Linked DNA regions of Homo sapiens: region 1 is linked to region 2. Evidence: read pairs that join two places in POLR2A ChIA-PET (ENCODE). Cell type or tissue: OCI-LY7. All regions are shown on one strand. Each heading gives the region's core, and the rest is flanking DNA. Links, peaks and the distances in the headings are about the cores only.

The links. ChIA-PET counts read pairs that join two places held together with the same protein. Peaks named below come from ENCODE experiments on the same cell type or tissue, not always from the same donor. Only the 100,000 strongest peaks of a DNase experiment are listed, where the experiment ranks them.
Region 1: POLR2A ChIA-PET joins it to region 2 with 5 read pairs; 6 of 35 experiments call an interaction of 5 or more read pairs at or near these places.

The regions. Positions count from the first base shown.
Region 1 is chr4:110,126,046-110,135,696 of GRCh38, forward strand. The region is part of intron 1 of ELOVL6 (ELOVL fatty acid elongase 6); the gene reads right to left. Among named protein-coding and RNA genes, the nearest start is that of ELOVL6, 68 kb to the right of the region's middle. In OCI-LY7, for the core only: no CTCF peak of the experiment used is centred there; no DNase peak of the experiment used is centred there.
Region 2 is chr4:110,180,547-110,190,197 of GRCh38, forward strand. The region is part of intron 1 of ELOVL6 (ELOVL fatty acid elongase 6); the gene reads right to left. Among named protein-coding and RNA genes, the nearest start is that of ELOVL6, 13 kb to the right of the region's middle. In OCI-LY7, for the core only: no CTCF peak of the experiment used is centred there; no DNase peak of the experiment used is centred there; H3K27ac peaks cover 457 bases.

The DNA of each region.
Region 1 (9,651 bases), core at 1,001-9,000, 54 kb before region 2:
CCAATCTTTTTTTTGTGAGACAGGATCTCACTCTGTTGCCCAGGCTGGAGTGCAATGGTTTGATCTTGGCTCACTGCAACCTCTACATCCCAGGCTCAAACAATTGTCCTACCTCAGCCTCCCAAGTAGCTAGGACTACAGGCATGTACCGCCATGCCCAGATAATTTTTGTATTTTTTGTAGAGATGAGGTTTTGCCATGTTGCCCAGGGTAGTCTTGAACTCCTGGACTCAAGGCTGACCCACCTGCCTCGGCCTCCCAAAGTGCTGAGATTACAGGCATGAGTCGCTGCACCCAACCCTCAAATCTTGGCCTGAGTGGAGCAGAGTAAAACAAGGGAGAGGGGCAAAGCTTGGAATTCCCATTAATGACAAATCAGTAACTCAATTTTGCCCCTCATTGACTTTTGGGAGGCCTCCCAAGGAAGTATACATATGGATGGTAGTGAAAAATTTGATGCCAGTTTCCTCCAAACTTCTAATACACTCTCTGGTGTTATGTAACAAATTTAAGAGGATTTGAAGGTGCTAGTCATCTAACAACCCTATGTACACACACTCACATTTTTGAACTAAGCATTTTTACCAGCTAATCTTATGTGTTTCTCAAAATGGTTCACTGACCACCTCCAACAGAACCTATGAGATGCTTGCAAAGACAGATTTCCTCCTCCCAGACTTTCTGAATCCAGAAGAGTAACCATAAAGTGTGCACTGAAGTAAAAGTCTTAGAAGATTTTTAAATTTGAGCTTGATCCACTATTTCATGCTTTTATCATGATGATTTAGCTACCTATCTTCAGCCACTCTCTTCCAGAATCCCTCAGGACTCTTTGATTTCCTATCTCAAAGATAACATCACTTTGATAACATGCATATCAAAATTAATTGTATCCTACAAAAAATAAAATACTTCTGGCTAATACTGTAATTACAAAAAAAAAATCAATGCATTAAAAAAAGCAAAGACTTTGAAAAGAGAGGAAAAGGAAAAGTAGTAGACCATCTCTCCTACTCTACACTAAGAGACACAGGATATATGTACCGTTGTTGCCACAATACCATGGCTCTAAGAAAAGCCTGGCCAGGTGCAGTGGCTCACGCCTGTAATCCCAGCACTTTGGGAGGCCGAGATGGTTGGATCACAAGGTCAGGAGTTCGAGACCAGCCTGACCAACATGGTGAAACCCTGTCTCTACTAAAAATACAAAAATTAGTTGGGTGTGGTGGTGCACACCTGTAAACCCAGCTAGGCAGGAAACTGAGGCAGGAGAATCACTTGAACCCGGGAGGCAGAGGTTGCAGTGAGCCGAGATCGTGCCATTGCATTCCAGCCTGGGTGACAGAGCGAGATTCCGTCTCAAAAAAAAAAAAAAAAAAAGAAAAGAAGGTAAGCCTATGTCTCACTAAGCTCCTAAAGCTTCTCCTCTATGGGAGAGCCTAAGAAAAACATTAATCTAAAATTCCTTATCCTTTTTTAAATGTAAAACTGAAACTAATGGATAACATTTATTTTTCTTCATAAGTTATGAGTTAGTTTTCCAGGTGAAAGATAGTTTTCCAGGCTTTGAGGATGGTAGTTTAATGACAGAGATCAAATATATTTATTTAATAAAACTTTTCAAAGCCTTTTGGTTTATGGTACAAAATTTTGCTGAATTATCTATCATGACCAAGAAGAATTTATCTGGGCTGAGAATAAGGAGACTTTTGATTCATTCATTCTTGCATACAGCTATTCAGTAAATATTTATTAAGGGCTAACTATGTCCTAAGCATTGAGAATAGTTAACAAAACAGACACACTCCTTGCACCCAGACATGTTTTGGGGGAAAACAGACAAGTAATCAGAAAAGCAGGGGACTAAAAATAAGGAAACAGGCTGGGCACAGTGGCTTACACCTGTAATCCCAGCACTTTGGGAGGCCAAGGCAGGAGGATCACTGGAGCCCAGGAGTTCAAGACTGGCCTGGGCTACACAGAGAGATCCTGTCTCAAAAAAAAAAAAAAAGTAAAAAGTGAAATTAGGAAACACACAGGAGGCACGATAACCCCATCTTGTTGGGTCAGAGAAGGCTTTCTGGAGACATATTCAGACAGGACGAGTATAAGCCTGGCAAAGAAAGTGAGAGGGAACAGTATGGGCAAAGAGCCAGAGGCATGAGAGAGAAAGCACATTCAAACAACTCTAAGAAATTTAGAGCACTTGACCTTCAATTACAGAGTAAGTGGGAGAGTGTTGAGATGAAGGTGCAAGAAGTTAAGTGGAAGCAAGATCATGAGGACTCTTATAGGCCATGCTAAGACGTTTCTTTTTCATCTTAAGAGTAATGGGTAGCCAATGAAGGTTTTAAATGAATGAAGTCACGTGCTTGGATTTGTGATATATAAAGATCACTCACTGATGAAATGAAAGCTGGAGCTTGAGTAAGTCTGGTGGGAATGGCACAGGTTTTAGACAACAGCAGGCCTTGTAGGTGAGGATAAGGCAGGCGTCATGGGCAGTGCGGTTACAGGAAGTTCCTGCATCTGTACCCTCCCAACTGGAGCATCATTTCAGAGCAACTCGTTAAATGTTTTACACATATGGGTGTATGAAGTCCATCGAGTGCCTTCTGCAAACAGTTTCACTCAGACACTTATCTGTGAGCGTAGGGGCAACAGCAAGATCTAACATTTCCTCATTTGTTTCGGTGCTTATCATGTTCTTAGATATAAAATTATGCTCCTCCCACCATGTGTCAGCTACCAACATGCAACAATGTCAGTTTCAAGACTGAGAAAACAGTCATCCATATTTCCAACCAACAAGACAGAACTTGTAAAGGAAACTTCTCAGCTCACTTGGAACATGTTTTGGAAGATACAAGAAAGGCTGGACTGATGAGGATAGATAAGTAGGTAACTGAGCTACTAAGATTTTAGGTGGGTGCAAAAGTTATTGTGGTTTTGCCATTACTTTTGCACCAACCTACACATTCAGTACTCAAAGGCAAACTTTTCAAAAGGACAGGCTTATCTTGCTTTATGTAGCAGATTTAGTCCAGAAAAATTATGTATAAATCTTTTTTTCAAAAAACTAAATTGTATTTTGAAAACATTTGGGGAGCTTTCCTATTTAAGAAAAATTAATAATTATTTTTAAGAATCAAATAATTGTTATTGTTTTATATATTTCTGTTATTGTTTTATATATTTCTCAAGTGAGACACATCTACACTGGATTGCTTTCTCTTCTTACCAGCTGAGAAACAGGGTGTTCCCTAGTGTCATCTGTCACCTCCTAAAAAGTCCTTGAGTCTCTCAAGAGATGCCTTAACACCAGGATAGATGTTATAGTAAGTGATACACCCCACAAGACGTTCTTTGATTGGAACCCTAGCTTCACTGGACTGGATCAATTGTGAGGCTAAGTATGGCAATATGACTGAATGCCCATCCATGATACTCATTTGCCTTGCTCTTTTTCAGAGATTAGTCTGCAGTGAAGCTATGGCAATGATTATGAAAACAGGAGTTGCCAGGTGGGGCTTCTGGGAAAGGTTTTTAAAACATACAGACTTGTCTGCATGTCCCTTTGGAGTTTTATTCCTTTGCTCTTCTCTTTTCTTCCTAGTCACAAACCTGAAGCGTGGCAGCAACCATCTTATAGCCGTGGGGCAGCCCACATGAGAAAGACAATGAAGTAAAAGATGAAATCAGCTTAGTTTCCTGATAGCATCATCCAGCTGCCTTGTCAGCTCTAGATTGTGTGCTCTAGACGTCTGTTGAGTGAAACAAGGCAATTCCCATACATGATTAAGATTCTATTTGTTGATTTTTTCCATTATTTCCAATCCAATCCAATTTTTTTTTTTTTTTTTTTTTTTGGTGAGACAGAGTGTTGCTCTGTCACCAGGCTGGAGTGCAGTAATGGATCTTGACTCACTGCAGCCTCTGCCTCCCGGGTTCAAGCAGTTCTCCTGCCTCAGCCTCCTGAGTAGCTGGGTCTACAGTCATGCGCCACCATGCCCAGCTAATTTTTGTATTTTTAGTAGAGATGGGGTTTCACCATGTTGGCCAGGATGGTCTTGATTTCTTGACCTCGTGACCCGCCCACCTCGGCCTCCCAAAGTGCTGAGATTATAGGCATGAGCCACCGCGCCTGGCCACCCAACACAATCTTAATACTCTAAATTTCAATTAAAACTTCTCTGAATGTAAGGCACTAAGTTCTGTTGCTACTAACAGTATGTGGGATTCTGTGGTGATTTATTAACATGGACTAGAACTAGCAAGCCAATTCCTCTAAAATGTAAATATATTTAAAGTGACATTTGTATAGCCTCCCTCCTCTGTTGAGCTGCCTGATCTGTGGGAGCTCTGTCAGTACCATAAGACAGCGGGGAAACAAAAACAAAAAGCTGTCCTATACTTCCTGGGCATTCTGGCCGTAATTATTCTCATTTAATTAAGCTTGAATGACCAAGTACTAAAAATGACTGAACCAAGGATGCTAAAGCAAAACCAACACAGTAGCCCAAGGAAAAGTAACTCCCAGAAACATATAAGGACAACGTTCTGTGAACAATTTTAGGCAAATTAAAGTGACACAGTAATAAGCAGTATTAAACCAAAGTGTCCACCATCATCCATCCGGCCAAGGATTGGATAGTTCCCTTTAAGCAAAACATATCGTGTGGGCTGAGCACTGCAATAGCTACAGTGCTTACTCAGAAGCTCAACCTGTCTGGCAGGCTCCAGGGTTCTCAGACTAGCTTTTATGCACATGACCATCAGTCATTTTAGGATATCAAAGACAGAAAATTTATATCTGTGCATGGGTCTGTATTTAGGCATTTAAATGCATACAAACATAGGTAAGTACACATTTCTTTCAAGGAAACATGTAAGTTTAACACATATAAAGATCATTAGATACTTCACTCTAACTCCCACTCCTATATAAAAGCTCTGGCTGCACTAGTTTATTTGAATATAAGAGAATTTTTTACAGGTAAGGAAGCTTTCTAAATTATCATTGACTGTACTACATGTAAGGTCTGCACCTTGGACATTGAACTGAAAATAATGAAGTACCTAGGAAATATCTGTTGCGTTGATGTTCTAATCCCTGTTGCTTCACAGTATGATTCTAATTTACACTGACAGAAACTGAGTTACAGAGAGGTGGGACACCTTTCATGAGTCACCAGAAGGGCTAGAAGAGTTTGGGATGCTGAAATCCAGAGTTGTGTGGATTATTTTTTTAATCTGAACTATTCAAATTATCTGTTTATATTGATCAAAATTGGCCATAGAATCTCCAAATCCTCAAGTTCATATTATGACAAATAGGCAGTCTTCTCTAGAAAACTAAACTGCCTCTTTTATAGACAGGGGTATTTTTAGAATTATCAGTAACAAATCCAAGTTAATACAGCGTATGTGAACTCAAAAACATGAACGAGGGCTCCAGCTGGTTTACTTGTTTATTCAAAAACATTTACTCAATATCTATAATATTCATAAACATCACCTAGTTTAAAAAATCAAAAATTTCTCTTGCAAAGTGGAGAAACTAAAACAAGAAAAAAATTTTAAAAACTAAAGAAAAAAAACAAAAACTCCAATCCTCTAGGTCCTGTGGGGGTGAGGAGGGCCCAAGTATGAATATTAACAACAACCAAATGATTCTGTCATTGCCAGGAGGACCTGGGGACCTCACTTTAAGAAACACTGGTCTAGACAGTTCTAGATGCTGGTGACACAAACCTCAAATTGCTCATCATCTAGTGAGATAGACAAGTAAACAAAAATCTATAATGCACTCTAAATATTCAGAATGGTATGAAGAGGATAGGGGAAAAAAATAAAGAGAAGGACAGAAATTCTCTTGCTGAAATGGCCAGTTTTTAAGGCATGCCAGAATGGCCAGAAAAGAATGGGGGAAGAGGTGCTTCTGCAGGAGGAAAGCTGGACACAACCACTCAGTGGGGTGGGGTGCAGGTTGAAGGACCTGGACTCCTGGGCTACAGGAGTCAGAAATGAGGGTGGAGAATTAAGATAAGCTTGTATCTTGAATGACTTTTATGCTCGAATGGGGCTAGTTTGAACTTTATCCTGAAAATACAGGAAGCCATGAAGGGTTTTAAGTAAGGGAGGAGGAGCGTGCTGAGATTAAATTTGTAGAAAGCCCGCTTGGCAGTGGCAATGTGAAGGGCAGATGGGAGGGGTATGAGTAACCTGATAGAGACAGTGGCCAGGTAACTGCAGTTTTCCTCAAGAGAAGATGCTTAAGGTGGTAGAAGCAGAGAGATGGATGGCTCTGAAAGATGGTAACCCAAAATACAGTAATTATTCCATATATTTATTGAAATAAATTCAACAGAAGAGATAGAACAGAGAGGTCTTGGCAGCTGATTTAATATGGGGAGAGAGGCAAAAGAGAGGGTAAGGGATGATTTGTGGGTGGTCAGTGTTAGTTTGATGGGGAGTCAAGAAGAAGTGGCCTTTTAGAGGCTAGGTGCGTTGGCTCATGCCTGTAAACCCAGCACTTTGGGAGGCCGAGGTAGACAGATCACTTGAGGTCAGGAGTTCAAGACCAGCCTGGCCAACATGGTGAAACCCCCAAAAATACAAAAATTCAAAAAATACAAAAAAAAATTAGCTGAGTGTGGTCGTGTGTGGCTGTAATCCCAGCTACTTGGGAGGCTGAGGCAGGAAGATCACTTGAACCCAGGATGTGGAGGTTGCAGTGAGCTGAGATCAAACCACTGCACTCCAGCCTAGGCAGTACAGCAAGACTGTCTTTAAAAAAAAAAAGAAGTGGCATTTTAGTGTTTACTAGTAGAGATAGTTAATAGCAATATAGGACTTACTCCCAGAGATGGAAAGAAATCTACAGGGTGTGGGACATAGAAATATCAGGGCTAAAGATATCTATTTGGAAGTCATCCATGTCTGGGTGGTGGTGGTTGAAGTCATGGACACGAATGAGATCATCCAAGGGGAATATCGAAGGTCAATACAGAACCTAATGGGAAGGGCGGGGAGCATCATCACTTACAGAGAAGGTGGAAGAGAAGCAAAGAAGATTAAGAAGACACATTCAAGAGGAAAGAAGAAAATTAAGGAGTGTCATGGGTCAGGGGTAGAGAAAAGAGAGGAAGTTAAGTGTCACAGAGCAAATCAAGTCAGATAAGGACTGATAAGAAGAGTGTTCTATTGTAACCCACAGACACAATCAGGGCCTAATGAGTCTGTGAATGGATCATTCATTTCTCCAACAAATATTTACTGAAGTTCCTGCATGCCAGGTGTTAGGCAAATAAACCTCAAACCTCAAGGACAGCCTCATCCTACTGTGAAAGCATAGCGAAAGCATGTTGCATTTCCTTACAAATGTTACACTGTGTATTAATAAAAGCTGTGAACTATGGCTTACTTAACACTGACACTGCACTTGGGCAAATGGGAAGAGGTAAGGTGACAGGCTTTGGGAAGATGAGGCTTGCGGAGGCGGGGTTGTCACAGGTGTCAAGGGAGCCTGAGAGGACAGGGAAAAAGGGAAGAAAAGGCATGCACCTTCTCATCTTGCTTAACCCTTCATTTAAGTCCCAAGTCTGTTTGGAGAGCAAAGTCCTAGGCTAAAAGGAAGTCATTATTTCCCAATATAATCTCTCTGGGTGTCCAAAGAAGAAAATTAAGATATGAAAGAAAAAGTTAAATTCACCAAATTAAACTAGAGTATTTCTAAGACCTGACTAACATTTATAGAAACAACTCACCTCATAGTTACTTAGGCAGGCACTGATTAAATGTCTATTACTTAAAGCTTCTCTAAAAATGTAACATCTAAACATCCAAAATGACAATTACCAGAAGCCTGTTTACATACGTTTAGAAAAGTAGAATAATAATATCCATAACGCTTTAACGCAGTAGATCCTGTGATTATTTCATGTATCCATTCATTCGTTCAACAAATACTTATAAGGCTTACCGGCATTAAAAAGGTGAACTTGTGCTCATGAAGCCTACATTCTAGCAGGAGACAGAAATTAACAAATAACTCTGAGGATACATTACAATGTTATAGTGTTGTGTACAAAAATAAAACAAAGCAAATGGCCCAGGAATGACAAGGCTTCATTAGGTGTGGTGCTCAGGGAAGACCTCTATTAGTGGAGTAGAAATATATGAACATAAATGCTTGAAGTGACGAGAGAACATATTTGACTGCATAATTGATGTCTGTTTCTGATCCCCAGGATATGGTCCTTCCTTCGATACTCCATCACTGAGCCCTACAAGTTGCCAGGCACCAATTTAAGCATGGTTTGGGAGGGATAGAAGTATTAAAACACTTCTTACCCTCAGGAGTCACTATGACACATGGAAGAATGTGATCAGTCATGAGAAAATGATTTTTAAAAATTATGCTAAGTCAGCTGATAGTGGGATCATTTCAGGCTGTAAGAACACAAGGCCTCTGGGGGGACATGTATTGTGGCAGGATAGAGAAAAGTGGAGATCGGGAAATAAAACATTACAGAATGAAGGAACAACATGAAATAAAGGTTAGAGAATGTTTGTGCAGAGAATGAAGACATTTGGCAGATGTGTTTACAGTGTTTAAAAGGGATGATGTGAACTGGGTGTGGTAGCTCATGTCTGTAATCCCAGCACTTTGGGAGTTGAGGTAGGAGGATCACTTGAGGCCAGGAATTCGAGACCAGCCTGGACAACATTGCAAGACCTCATCTCTACAAAAAATTTTAAAATTAGCTGGGCTGGTTATGCAGGCTTGTAGTCTCAGCTACTCAGGAGGCTGGGGTGGGAAGATTGAGCCCAGGAGTTCAAAGCTGCAGTAAGTTGTGATCATACCACTGCACTCCAGCCTGTGTACCAGAACAAGGCCCTGTCTCCAGAAAAAAAAGTGATGATGTAGGACATAAGGTGGAAGAGGAACTATGAAGGGCCTTATATTCCAGGCTAAAAATGTGAGTACTTTCCTTTTATGTATATCACTAACAGACGTATAAAATAGAACCTAGGATATTCTTCCTTTATTATGTGGATGTATAACTGGTTGACGATAAGAGAATCACCTTAAGGCTAACAAGGAAGTCATTTAAAATAATCTGAAGGTACCTAATGAATGTGATTTAGTAAGCCTGTACCAGAGTCCAGTGTTTCTTGAGACTTTTCAGAAACTGCACTAAGAACTTGATGCTGATTTCTCCTTTCCTCTTCACACTAACTTCACTAGGTATGTGTACCATCCCCCATTTGCAGATAAAGAAATGCAGCACATACTGTGTTAAATAACTTGCGTAAGTTTGCATAACTTGTAAGAAATGGAGTGAGGTCTCAGTTCAAACTGGCTTCTGTATGACTTCAAAGCCAAAGTCAGCAACTTAGAAGGCAAAAATTATAATTTAGTTGGCAAATACGAGAAAAGGTCAGAAACACATGAAATGAAGCTCAATAGGAACACTTACAGGGTAGCAGGGTAGTAGCCTAGGGAAAAAAGTCAGACACTAAAATTGTTTAAATAGGTAAGTTCAAGGGACAGGTAAAGACCTTAGTGGGTAAGAAGCCAATCAGCAGACGAACTGCAAGCAAGCACTGTCTCTCTTTCCCTTCTGTCTCCTCTTGTAGTAACTG
Region 2 (9,651 bases), core at 740-8,739:
TTATTATTTTCTCTTTTTATTTTTATTTTTTTAATAAAGCAAGATGAGTTCTCACCATGTTGCCCAGGTTGGTCTCAAACTCCTGGAATCAAGCAATTCTCCTGGCCTCACGGCCTCAGCCTCCCAAAGTGCTGGGATTACAGGCATGAGCCACCACACCTGGCCTATACTTTGTTTTCTTATATCCAGAAATAATAATTTAAGTGGTCTATAGCTTAAGAATGAAATTTTGTCTAAATTTAGATAAAGGATAGGAACAAAAAATAGCCAAGAGCTGTTTATAGAGATTTTTAAAAACTATATTCCAAGGCCATGTGTGGTGGTTCACATCTGTAACCCCAGCACTTTGGGAAGCCAAGGCAGAAAGATTACTTGAGACCCGGAATTCAAGACCAGCCCAGGCCCCATAGCAAGACTCAGTCTCTACAAATAATTTAAGAATTTAGCTGGGTGTGGTAATGCATCCCTGTAATCCTACCTACTAGGGAGGCTGAGGCGGAAGGATTGCTTGAGCTTAGGCATTCGAGGTTACAGTGAGCTATGATTGTGCCACTATCCTCCAGCGTGGGAGACAGAGTAAGACCCAGTCTCAAAAAAAAAAAAATTAAATTAAATTAAGGCCGGGCGCAGTGGCTCACGCCTGTAATCCCAACACTCTGAGAGGCTGAGGCGGGTGGATTGCTCGACTCCAGGAGTTCAAGACCAACCTGGGCAACACAGTGAAACCCTATGTCTACTAAAAATACAAAAAATTAGCTAAGTGTGGTGGTGTGCACCTGTAATACCAGATACTCGGGAGGCTGAGGTGGGAGAATCACCAGAGCCCGGGAGGTTGAGGCTGCAGTAAACCAAGATCGCACCTCTGCACTCTAGCCTGAGTGACTAGAGTGAGACCCTGTCTAAATAAATAAATAAATAAAGTTAAAACTGTATATGATTTTGAACCAGTCTCCTCTAACCTCTAGGGACATAGACAATGGAGAGAAAAAGACTGGGATGGAAAGCCAGGTCTTCATAGATCTAAGCCAACTTCCTAGATCCTAGTTAACTTGATCAACTACAGGGTTAACTAAGATGTAAAACAAGGAGGAGAGGAGAGAAAATAAAATAAAATGTAAAACAAAACAAAACATCTACTTTCTGTGTACTGAAAGGTAACCTTCTCCATCTTTCTTCTCTCAGAAAGGAAGTCTAGAAGACTAGAAATGGCCCAGACCAGTATGATCTGCTTCACAAAGCAGTCCTGTGGAAAGCCCTGTCACATTGCTCCCAAGCAGATCACACATACCAGGCTCTCTGGATCCACAGAGCCTGGCCTCTGGACTAGACAGACTGGCCCCTTCTAAACTTCGTTTCAGAGAGTATCAAAATCTTTCTAGCTCCTCTTAACCAGACACTATCTCCTAGGCATTCTGCAGTACTACTGAAGATATTTGTTAACCACGTACTCCAGGTACGTGTGCAGCATCTGTTTCCAGGTGCCACAAGGTCCCTGAGCCAATTATTCTATTCATTTTTTTCTCACTCTAGGGACAGGTTTATGCTTAACCTTTTGTCTGTATTAGATTAGATGACTTTTGTCCCTGGGGAACCTTTGTCCCATTAGATACATTCCTGGGCCCACATGTAAAAGTTGTAATTCTAAAGTTAAATTAATGTTTTTTATCATCCTCCCTTGAAGTATGATCCTTTCCTATTAAAAAAATCAAATTATGTAATTTATTATTGAAGAAGGAGAAACAAGTTTATTGTGACATCAACAATATGGCCCCTCCTCCTCAGTCTAAGAAAGCAAATTCATTTGGAGTAAGAATGGGCAGTTCAATGTCCTCACAAACTGTCTTTATGTTTAATTGTATTGCTAATTTTAATGTTTATTTTTAAATGAATTAGTTTTTTTAAGATTGTTACCTGATACCAGGTATTGTACATACATCTTTGTAGAATGAAACTTATCTTAAAACATTAAGTACATTATAGTTAATGCAAAGAATGTGAAAATAAGACCACATGGATAATCACACCACCCACATATACCCAGAATATAATATGAACAGATTATAGAAAACTGGAACAGGGAGGCCGGGCGCGGTGGCTCATGCTTGTAATCCCAGCACTGTGGGAGGCCGAGGTGGGTGGATCACCTGAGGTCGGTAGTTCGAGACCAGCCTGACCAACATGGAGAAACTCCGTCTCTACTAAAAATACAAAATTAGCCAGGCGTGGTGGCCCATGCTTGTAATCCCAGCTACCTGGGAGGCTGAGGCAGGAGAATCACTTGAACCCGGGAGGCGGAGGTTGCGGTGAGCCAAGATTGCGCCATTGCACTCCAGCCTGGGCAACAAGAACAAAACTCCGTCTCAAAAAAAAAAATGAAAACTGGAACAGCAGAAGGATAAGGAGTAAACTCTGACCTTATTTCTCTCTTGCCCAAATTCCTAGCTAAAGGGTCTGGGGAGTCACACCATACAAATCATAAAATCTCTCCAAACCTGAATCTGGCATAACATCACATGACAGATAAAGAAGGAAATCAAAATATTTTACCCCGAGGCTTCTAGATGACTTTATTTAAAAAACAAACAAACAAAAAAACACCCAAAATATGTTTCTTTGCTACTACGGGCAGTCACGTATGAGACTTTATCTACCTAAGAACCTTATGTAGAACCACAACCCCTTATCTTAACCCAGACACTCTTTTCTACTGATTCCTGGCTTTTAGATAATAATTTAACTCTTTTAACAAACTGCCAATCAGAAAATATTTGAACCCAGCTGTAAGCAACATCCCCTCCCTAATTCAAGTTGTCCTGCTTTCCGGGCAGAACCAATATATACCTCACATGTATTGACTGACGTCTTATGTCTCCCTAAAATGTGTAAAACCAAGCTATAAACCAGCCACCTTGTGCACATGTTCTCAGGACCTCTTGAGACTATACCTCAGGCCATGGTCACTCATATTTGGCTCAGAATAAATCTCTTCAAATATTTTACAGTGCTGTGCTCTTTTCATCAACAAAGATAAATAATAACCATTGTTTTACCACCTTTACAGATCTATTTTTTTTTTACCTCTTTAGTATGTTTTTCTTCCAGGTTTTTTTCTTCTTGTGCATACAATTCCACCCTTCCTTCTACTTTAGAGAAGTCTTTTTTTAAAAGTCATCTCAGCCAGGCACGGTGGCTCACAGCTGTAATCCCAGCAATCTGGATTGCTTTGAGCTCAGGAGACCAGCCTGGGCAACGTGGGGAAATCCCATCTCTACAAACAATACAAAAATTAGCCATGCGTGGTGGTGTATGCCTGTGGTCCCAGCTATTTGGAAGGCTGAAGTGGGAGGATCACTTTAGACTGGGAGGCAGACGTTGCAGTGAGCTGAGATCGTACCACTGTACTCCAGCCTAGGCAACAGAGTGAGACCCTGTCTCAATCAATCAATCAATCAATAAAATATAAAATAAAAAAATCATCTCTCTCTGATTGGAATAGATAGTTTGAGTATCTAGAAAAGGACTAATAATCCCCAACAGTTAGCATGGATTCACTGATAATTAGTCATGTTAAATGCCTATGTTTTCTTCTTAAAAATGAGATCAGATGAAGAGAGTAAAATATTTTTAAGGGACTGGACAATCTCCCATGATTCACTTAACGAAATACAAAGCAGTGCCAGATAATATAATCAGATACATTTAAAAGTTAATGAACAGCCTCGTATGTCCATGCATGCATTCATTCAACTATTCAAACACTGAATATGCCAAATTCTGTGGTAAGCACTGATTTCAGAGAAAATATTTATCTATTTATAAACCAAGTGCCAGTGAACCACAAATAAAGAGCAATAGATATAGATGGGTGGAGAGAAGAAGGCTTTGGAATTCAAATTTCAACTAAGTAGGCACTGGACAAGGGCTGCTTCTAGAGGTAACATTAAGAAGGGAATTTGGTGCCAGATTTTGAATGACCTTAAAACAACGGGAAACCACTGAAGGTTTTTAACCATTGTGATGACAAGATCAGATCAGTGACTCAGAAAGACAATGGGAGGTAGGAATCTAGAAGACTAAAAGTAGTCCTGGGGAGCTAAAGGAAGTCAGTGGCAAGCACAATGAACCGAGAAAAAGGGAACTGACAGCCAACTCACACAGGAATTGGTTGTAAATTACAGGTAGGAGAAAAGGGAGATGAGTACTTTCATGCTGAGCTATGTACTGGTCCCACATAGATGACAAAGCAGGTAAAGCAGATTAGCTAAGGAAGAGTTCAGTCTGTAAAATCGATGGTTTGAGAAGACAAACCCAAAGAATGAGAGATGGAATCAGTTTCATACAGAGCAGTGCTTCTCCCTAGGGCAAGTGGGAAGGTTTTTCACAGTAACACTTGTCTGGACCCCTCCACAGATCTGCTAAATCTGAATCCCTGAGATAAGCCTGTGCATGTGTGTACTGGGGAAAAATAAACCCTATGTAAGTCTGATTCAATACCTGGGTAAGGATCATGGACATGGAGCAAGCTTCTAAAGCTTTTTCTTACCCTACACTTTTCTCTTGTCAGTGGACAAAGGATTTAGTGATTACAAAGAGCTGGCAAAGAACCAAGTACTAACCAAAGTAGTGCAATCACACATAATATCAGCAATCACAAAATACAGGTTCAAAAAAAGTATTTTTGTTAATATGAATGCAAGAGCAGTAATTCAAAACTAAATACAACTCAAGGCAACCTTGTATTCACTGATAACAGTGTCCTTAAATTTTGTAGAATGTCATGTATGTACAGTAGGAGCTTTGCAATGTTCCAAAGCAATGAGTTGCAGCCGTTTTAGCAGAATATGTAATTAGAACCCCACTCCTACCCCCACTCAAGAGCAAGTCTCTAGTACAGACTTACTGTGTTGAATGTACTAAGTGCCAAATTTTAGCAAGTTTTAATAAATCTCTTAGAGGTTTCTAGTAGGTAATACTTAATTGTTCAAACCAAAAGAGGGCTAATATTTTATTTTTCTTAAGTAGCTAGGTGGATTACCAGTGGACTGCAAATAAAATTTGAGAAATGGCTTAGAAAAGAAGGCCTAGAGAGAACATAATATGTACAAGTAGTATTAAGACAACCATGCAGAAATGGAAATAAAAGTCAGCTAGAGTCACAATTAGGATGACAGGAGGACTGATGGAGGAACCTGTCTTTCAGGTCAATATGTAGAAGAACCTTTAATGAAAGGATAGAACTTTCAAGTCAGTATGTAGAAATACCTTCAATCAGCCACTCCATGTATAATGGACTGAAAGGGGCTTCCTGAGAAGTCCTGAGGTCTTGGATAACCAAGAGAAGAATAAGAAAATGATTTATTTAAGGCTGGGCACGGTGGCTCACACCTGTAATCCCAGCACTTTGGGAGGCCGAGGTGGGCGGATCACAAGGTCAGGAGTTCGAGACCACCCTGGCTAACATGGTGAAACCCTGTATCTACTAAAAATAGAAAAATTAGCCAGGCATGGTGGCAGGCACCTGTAGTCTCAGCTACTCAGGAGGCTGAGGCAGAAGAATCGCTTGAACCCGGGAAGCGGAGGTTGCAGTGGGCCAAAATTGCACCACTGTACTACAGCCTGGGCAACAGAGCGAGACTCCGTCCCAAAACAAAACAAGACAAAACAAAAACAAAAACAAACAGAAAAAAAATAAAGTGACTTAACAAGTAGGTGACTATTCCTGCTGACCACCAACCCACACAAAAATGCTATCATCTATAACCTTCTCTACAGTCAAGAAAACTTATTTTGAGACATCTGATAGCCTACCCATCTCTCTCCTACCGGCCCCCACACAACGTAAAAATAAACAACACTGAGAAGCAGTGTGATAGTCTTTCTTTTGTCCTCTTCTGATCAGACTCTCTACATTCTGAATGTTGGGATGTTTCTGATTCAAAACAAGCAGTATGGGTTAGTGCCAGTGATTATTTTAAATATAAGTGGAATGGGTTCAGGTGCAATGGCTCTAATCCCAGCACTTCAGGAGGCGGAGGTCACTTAAGGTCAGGAGTTCGAGACCACCCTGGCCAACATGGTAAAACCCTGTCTCTACTAAAAATACAAAAATGAGTCGGGCATGGTGGCACGTGCCTGTAAGTCCAGCTAGTCAGGAAGCTAAGGTGGGAGAATCACTTGAACCCAGGAGGTGGAGGTTGCAGTGAGTTGAGATTACACCACTGCACTCCAGCCTAGGTAACAGAACGAGACTCTGTCTCAAAAAAAAAAAAAAAAAAAATATATATATATATATATATATTTATATATATACACACACAAATATATACATATATACACATATATATATACATATATATGGAATGTTTCAAAAAAAAAAACTATCAATTGAATAAAACCGTGGATGTCAATGTTCCGTGATTTCAAATTCATTATGTATTATTCAATAAAGTAGGTAAACCTATCTTATGATGTCATGTAATAGTTATTATAATTAGCCAATCCTTATCTTCACTCATTTTATATTTATTCTATTACAATTTTAACATTTCAATTTATGATGAAAATTTAAAAATGTGTGAGGCAGTGCATAGTTTTTTAAACTTCTATTAGAGGCATATGAGTAAAAGAGTCTGAAAATCACTCCTTTTCCTATGGAAAACTCCATAAAACAAATTTCTTCTGATTAAGCACCACAATTAAGAGGTCCTTTGACCTCTTAATTGTCCCTTAATTTACATAGTATCTATTGTTTCAGTCCTTTCTGGAGCCATTTTTGACTGGACATGAAGTTTCCACCTCTTCACAAGAGTTACTATGTAGCAAACAGTAAGCAGAGAAAAAGCATATAACCTAACTGCTTGGACAAATGAAGGCTTCTCAAGTTAGACCTCAGCAAAATGAAAAAAAAAAAAAAATTGCTTGGGAGGCCGAGGCAGGCGGATCACCTGAGATCAGGAGTTTGAGACCAGTGAAACCCCGTCTCTACTAAAAATACAAAAAATTAGCCTGGCATGGTGGCACGCATGTGTAGTCCCAACTAATAGGGAGGCTGAGGCAGGAGGATCACTTGAACCCAGGAGGCAGAGGTTGCAGTGAGCCAAGATCACACCACTGCACTCCAGCCTGGGTAACAGGAATGAAACTCCATCTAAAAAAAAAAAAAAAAAATTGTAATGTGATAGTACGTAAATCTGTTCAGTGCAGTCCCTGGCACATAGTAGGGAACCCAGGCTGTCACAGTTTAGGTACTGAATGGTCTAAGGCATACTAAAAAACCTGGAAACAAGGCTGAAGGAAATGGAGCAAAATAACAGTGGCAGCCTCTGGAAAAGAATTAAAGGTGTTTCCTTTCCGACATCTTTATACTTCTTAATGTTTTCATTTCATTTCTTTTCCTGTAACTATTTCTTACCTTAGAATCAGGAAAAGAATTTAAAGCTACTAAAATGAAACAAAAGGTATTCTGTGATTCTTCACATTGTAGGAGCTGACCTTCAAGAATAGGGATATCCCCAACCCACATATTTTTATTTTACTGTCAACAGTGGGTGGCTATTTACAAGTAGCTACACTAAAACCTGCTGGGAAGAAAGTCTGGCTGCAGATCAGATGGAAACACAAATTCCCAGGGTCTAGAACCAAGCTGAGTGCAAGAAATTAATATCACAGAGCAGACAGTAAATATTTCATAGGCCAAAGCTTTATTCTGGCCTTAAGTATTCAGGATCCACCCAGTGAAAATTATTAACAAAAGAGACATTTGTGAGATCATTGACTAAAACCACAGATACCTGACACGTTTCCAGTGCAGCCAAGTTTTCAAGTGCATTGTTTTTCTGATTGAATATTATATTAATATTCAAATAAGAGGATGATTGGGGCCTTGTGACACACCCCTCATCATCACACCAGCCATCCAAGCCTTATTCAAGCCTGGAACCCAGTTTTCCTTTTCTGATTCCTACATGCAAATCCCAACTCCCCTTCCTGAGTTGTCCATCGTGCAAAAGATCATAAAGGGTGGCTGCAAGGGTTTAACAGTTAAAGTACGTAAAACATTGGCCAGGCGCGGTGGCTCATGACTGTTATCCCAGCACTTTGGGAGGCCGAGGTGGGAGGATCACCTGAGGTTAGGAGTTCGAGACCAGCCTGACCAACATGGAAGAAACCCCATCTCTACTAAATATACAAAAAAAATTAGCCAGGCATGGTGGCGTATGCCTGTAATCCCAGCTACTCAAGAGGCTGAGGCGGAGAGTTGCTTGAACCTGGGAGGCAGAGGTTGCGGTGAGTCGAGATCATGCCATTGCACTCCACTGGGCAACAAGAGTGAAACTCGGTCTCAAAAAAAAAAAAAAAAGTAAAACATTATAAAAGGATGCCTGCAATCAGGTAACCATGTATTAACTGTTAGTATCATTGCTCCTGAATGAAGAAAATCTACCCTGCTGTCTAGGTGTGGTGGTTTACACCTGTAATCCTAGCACTTTGGGAAGCTGAGATGGGAGGATCACTTGAGGCCAACAGTTCAAAACCAGCCTGGGCAACATAGCAAGACCCCCATCTCTCCAATACAATAAAAAAATTAGTTGGGCAAGGTGGTGCGTGCCTGTAATCCCAGCTACTTGGGAGGCTGAGGCAAGAAGATCGCTTGGACCAAGAAGCGGAGTTTGAGATTACAGTGAAGTATGATTGTGACACTGCACTCCAGCCTGGGTGACAAGCAAGACCCTGTCTCTATTTAAAAAAGAGAGAGAGAGGCTAGACGCAGTGGCTCACGCCTGTAGTCCCAAAACTTTGGGAGGCCGAGGTGGGCGGATCACTTGAGGCCAGGAGTTCGAGACCAGCCTGGCCAACATGGTGAAACCCCGTCTCTGCTAAAAATACAAAAATTAGGCAGGTGTGGTGGCAGGTGCCTGTAATCCCAGCTACTCAGAAGGCTGAGGCAGGGGAACTGCTTGAACCCAGAAGGTGGGAGTTGCAGTGAACTAACAGCCAAGATCATGCCACTGCACTCAGACTGGGAGACACAGCAAGACTCTGTCTCAAAAAAAAAAAAAAAAAAAAAAGAGAGAGAGAGAGAGAAAAGAAGAAAATGAAGTTATACTTGTTTACTTGTTTCACTTTAAATAGGATTATAGGGCTTGGCGCAGTGGCTCACACCTGTAATCCCAGCACTTTGGGAGGCCGAGGTGGGCAGATCACAAGGTCAGGAGATCGAGACCATCCTGGCTAACACAGTGAAACCCCGTCTCTACTAAAAATAGAAAAATTAGCCAGGTGTGATTGTGGGCGCCTGTAGTCCCAGCTACTCGGGAGGCTGAGGCAGGAGAATGGTGTGAACCCGGGAGGCAGAGCTTGCACTGAGCCGAGATCATGCCACTGCACTCCAGCCTGGGCGACAGAGCCAGACTCCATCTCAAAAAAAAAAAAAAATTGGATTATAAACCTCATGTGTGTTTTGAGGAGGTAGATCTCCCTCCCCAAAATATATTTCATCAATAAAACTTTCCTTATATCACAACTAGGAACTCTTCTATAAAAGTTTTAGCAAGAAAAAAAAAACTGAAATATGAATCCCTGTAAATAAAAGTATTACAAAACTATGAGTGATTTTCTAGCAAAACTACTTACAATCAGCATGTCTAATTT